2 separate regions of the Homo sapiens genome follow, and region 1 is linked to region 2. A link is a loop called in an ENCODE intact Hi-C map of the cell type or tissue named here. Cell type or tissue: chondrocyte. All regions are shown on one strand.

Region 1 (2,500 bases), 170 kb before region 2:
AGCAATTAAAACACCAGGCAGCTTTTTTATACCGTAGTTTGTGCTGTGATCCTGCAGCCTTTGCTTTTGGGGAAACATTCTGGAGAATGTAGGTAAAGTGAATTTTTAAAAGGTGGAGATGGGCGGGGGCAATGTTGCCTGCTCTGCTTCCAGTCAACTATTACACCTTTCTCATTGTGTGTGTGTTTGTGTATGTGTGTGTGTGCACGTGTTTCCCATTGAAAATTACTTGGCTGTAAAGAGGCTATGAAAAAATACAATGCAAAGTATAATAAAGTTCAGAACGAAAGGAATTTCTGTATGGGCAAAGGACAGAATTATAAATCTATACAATGTCTGTTGTTAAATGTGTTTTACAAACACATTCCGAGGCCTTGTTGCTTTTTTGTTTCAACTCATTTTTGAGTAGACACATATAAAAACAGGAGATGAGCCTGTGTTTTATGGGGAGAGAGAACTACACTGTGAACTGAACCACTTTCTGTCCCCCAGCCTGGCTGCTACCCTGCATTCACAACCAGCCCTGCTTCCAGGAGGGCTCTCGACGCTTCTTACGGAAACGTTACGCGGGCAATGTATGTTGGAACCAGCCTGACATGCGGAAATGCTGATTTTACTGATCTATGTATTCAAAATATTGGAAGTTCCTCTGTTCCCTATATAATTCCATGGTTTAAACTTTGGTTAATTGCTGGTATCTTAAGTCACAAAGTTAAGACATCTTGCTGGGCTGTGTTGATCAGGTGAGATTCCTTTTAGGTCGATGTAGTAGCCCATGGGAGAGAATAATGCCTTTCTAGTGCTTTGGGGATTATTCTGCTAAGTGTTTAAACAAAGTAACCTTGCCATGACAGAGTAGCCAGTCATCCACTAGTAGATGGGAGGGCTGCCATAGCCAGCACCACGCTTTTGAGTTTGGGCGTTTTTCCCTCAGGGTCCTCTTTCAAAATGCCGTTGCTCTGAGAGGAGCAGCAGGATACTAATTTCCACTGACACTGCTGACAACTTGTCTTATTCACTTTCCTCTCCTAGGAAGAATGGGGCCACCTAGAGCAGTGGGCATCTCTGGGACATCAGAGGATCTTGAAAGGGGAGGTGAAGGCATGAAAACAGATTCCAAGCATGGTCTAGAGCTCGGCCCTCGCTTGGTAGTAACACAGTCAGAATTCTCAGTCAGACATTTCCGTTCCCACCGCAGTTCACAAGAACGGAATGCTGAGGCTTCCTGGTACAGCTGCCAAGAAACTATGCCCACAGCCTTCCCACTGAGAGCCAGATGGAGCTACATTTTACAGGCCTAAGCGGTGGTTTCCTTTCTTTGCTTATGGGACAGGAAGTTTCAGATCCATTCTGTGGAGTAATGAAGGACAGCTAGGAGGAGGAATTCTCACTCTCCACGGCTGGAAAGCAAGGCTTTGCTTCCCAGCATCTATCAGGCAAATGGCAAACGTTGACTCTGATCAATAATGGTCCATTCAAGCTGGAGTGAGTTAAGAGTTAGTTGCACTGTGACTCCAACCTAACGGGATTATTCCATCTTTCCTCCAGATCCCACTCTCCTCATTCTTTCTGCTTTACACTTCATATAAATATTTGGATCTCCATGGTGGGGGAGGTACACAGGTCCAAGTTGAATAACCTGACCGGCACAAAGAATAACTGTATTTGCCTCTTCATTTCCTCCCTGCTATATACATCTTTCGGTCTCCTGTCGTGGCGAGTATTCCTTTAGAAAAGGCATGAGCTTCCTCCGAGTGTTATTTATGGCACTATATGTTAAGGTTATTGATTAATAAAGGATTTAGATGAATTCCAAAGGGGAGAGCTTTCCAGGATGATAAAACTCCGCATCAGGAATCATGTTGAAGCTAAACCCATATGCAAAGACCATATGCCAGAACACCCTTCCTGGCCAGGCTGGGCAGAAGGTGCCAGCAGCCCTAGGAGCCAAATCGGATGAGGGGGGTTGCAGGGCAGAAAAGAAAGAAGAAGAAAGAAAAGAAAGAAAGAAAGCCCTTGGTGCTAAGAAGCAGAAGATGTTTTGTTGGGAACAAAGGCTGAAGCTACCAAGAAACTATCAGCTGAGCAGAGGCCCGCTAGAAAGAATCGTCCCACAGAATGAAAGGAGCCCGCTGCCTACACCGGTACATTTCTTTATGCTACAAAGGTCAAATCCTCTTGGGCAGCTTATTTTGAATGAAGACCTGATTAAAGAGGCAGTGAGAAAAAAAATAAAATAAAAAATACAACTCCAGATCAGGGGTAGAGGAACAAGCACACTTTTTGGAAACTTTACTGAAGACTCTTGTGTGGTACAAAGCCAGTTTAGAGACGGTCAGGATGAGGTTTAGATTTAAACTCCACTCACAGAGGAACTCAGCATCTTTATGCTCTTGGTTTTTAGGTTCCACCTAAGTATATTTCCTAAGGATGAATGCATTTTCGACAGAGCTTGCAAAGCTCAAACCCCGTGAGCTCTGGGGTTTTTCTGGCAAAACAC
Region 2 (2,500 bases):
TTGCTTTCAGGCACCATCGTGCTACTTATTGCACGGCCTTTGAGTTTGACATCACACACTGAGTTTTGTGTTCTGATTCCATTGCTTAGTGGATGTGTAAGTTTGGACACATCACTTAACTTGTCTCAGGCTTCTTCCTCAGTTTTCTCATCCATAATAAGGGAATGATAATGCTCATTTAAGAAAATTATTGGGATGAGACATGAGATTGTGTTCGGAATTGGTTTCTTCCGGTGGGTTCTTGGTCTCGCTGACTTCAAGAATGAAGCCACGGACCTGAACAGTGAGTGTTACAGTTCTTAAAGATGGTGTGTCCGGAGTTTGCTCCTTCAAATGTTCAGATGTGTCCGGAGTTTCTTCCTTCTGGTGCGTTCGTGATCTTGCTGACTTCAGGTGTCAAGCTGCAGACCTTCACAGTGAGTGTTACAGCTCTTAAAGGTGGTGTGTGCAGAGTTGTTCATTCTTCCCGGTGGGTTTCTGGTCTCGCTGGCTTCAGGAGTGAAGGTGGAGACCTTTGGAGTGAGTGTTACAGCTCATAAACGTAGTGCGGACCCAAAGAGTGAGCAGCAGCAAGATTTATTGTGAAGAGCAAAAGAACAAAGCTTCCACAGCGTGCAGGGCAACCCCAGTGGATTGCCACTGGTGCGCAGGAGGCCAGCTTTTATTCCCTTATTTGGCCCCGCCCACATCCTGCTGATTGGTCCATTTTACAGAGCGCTGGTTGGTCCACTTTACAGAGTGCTGATTGGTCCGTTTTACAGGGTGCTGATTGGTCTGTTTTTACAGAGTGCTGATTGGTGCATTTACAAACTTTTAGCTAGCCACAGAGCGCCGACTGGCGCATTTACAATGCTTCAAGCTAGACAGAAAAGTTCTCCGAGTCCCCACTGGACCCAGGAAGTCCAGCTGGCTTCACTTCTCAAGATCATATTTTTAAATTACACATGTTGAGTCATGTTTTAAAATGATAACATCAACAACAGTAATAGTGAATGAGATGTCAATTAAACCAATGCACTAAGCGTTTAATCATATTTTCATTCACTCTTTACATGGCAAGATAGTTTATTTTTATCATAATATCTTCAGACAAATTTAAGATTACATTTAGGTGGTAAAATCTATATTATTTATCCTGCATTCCTTCAATTTCATTATTTTGGTACACAGGGTCAAAATAGTCTATATTTGAGTAGCCTGTGGAACTAGGAGGAGAAAAAAATCAGGGACAGAGTATATTATTGTCATTACTGATCTACAGATTATCAAATTCTACTAACTCTTATAAGTGGTAGTTACTGTCCTCCACCAGATTTGTTCTGTTTGTGAGACAATGCTGCTGCCACCTGGCACTGCTTCCTCTGTTCCTCTGAGTACACAGTGCATTCACACAAAACAAGTCCTTGGATATGTAATGTTTGAAACAAATATGGCAACATTTAAGTCAATGGTCGAAAAGAGAAACCTCTGGGGACAAAAATTCAGGTTCTACGCTGAACGTCACATTTGTTCTGAGTTGGCTTAGAACTCAAGTTTCTACACTTCATTTTTGGCTGCTATGATATTTGAAACTGAAAAAAAAAAGTGTGGTTTTGGTTTTTGTGTCATACGAAAAAGTGTGGAATCCCCTGCAAAGTACATGCATTCCTCTATTGGGGATATTGTTGCCAGGGAACCAGAACACAAACAGAAGTTTCGAGAAAGCCCTTTCTTTGGCCCAGATCTCAAGGACTGTTATTACAAATTGTGCAATCTGTGATTTGGGAAGGTCATGGTGGTTTGAGGGTTATTTTTTTTTCTTTTTATAACTGTTTCAAAGAGTGGCAATAGAAATAGAACTCCAACTTTTTCAAACAGTGGCGACATGGGAATGGGGAGGCGAGACTCCTGAGAGGCCCTTGCTGGTGAAGAGACTCAGAGCCAACATGAGATGAAGGTCAACTGTGTGGATGTGTATTTACTGCTGTCGTCAAGGAGGCAGAAATGTCAGGAGTGAGCTTTTCCACTCATTCTGAAAGGTCTGCATATGCACAGCTTTAATGCTGCCTCTGATCATTGGGACCTTGCTGGAGAAACTCTGAAGTCAAGGCCAAAAGAGCTGTGGGATTTTCTTAGTCACTATCCCAACTTTACAACAAGGAGTTATTTAGAAACAGATTTCTTAGAAATGAGCATCGTCCATTAAGAATTTCTTTGCAGAAAAGATATAAGTGAAAATTTGTCATAAATACAAATCAGACTCAGTATCACGATGCAGAAACCTGTGCTTTGGTTCCACACTAAGAAGGAACTCATTTCCAGTCTCCATGCTTAAAAATATTTTAAGAGTATCACAAAGACAAAAGCCCAAAATATCAAATAGGCTGAAAAAGCCATCATAAACAGGATGGGATATAGCATGTATAAATGTGAGAGAAAGAATAGTCAGCATTTAGGGAAATATCTCTTAACTTAAACAGAGCTAGTTGTTTTTAAAAGCTTCTCTTTTACTTAAATTTCT

The links. Peaks named below come from ENCODE experiments on the same cell type or tissue, not always from the same donor. Only the 100,000 strongest peaks of a DNase experiment are listed, where the experiment ranks them.
Region 1: it touches region 2 in a loop (2.5-fold over the local background); 8 of 110 quality-filtered maps call a loop at or near these places.

What each region holds. Positions count from the first base shown.
Region 1 is chr10:16,831,658-16,834,157 of GRCh38, forward strand. The region is part of intron 64 of CUBN (cubilin); the gene reads right to left. Among named protein-coding and RNA genes, the nearest start is that of RSU1, 15 kb to the left of the region's middle. In chondrocyte, no CTCF peak of the experiment used is centred here; a DNase peak (open chromatin) is centred at 1,204.
Region 2 is chr10:17,000,667-17,003,166 of GRCh38, forward strand. All of the region lies in intron 28 of CUBN (cubilin), which reads right to left. Among named protein-coding and RNA genes, the nearest start is that of CUBN, 130 kb to the right of the region's middle. In chondrocyte, a CTCF peak has its summit at 1,322; no DNase peak of the experiment used is centred here.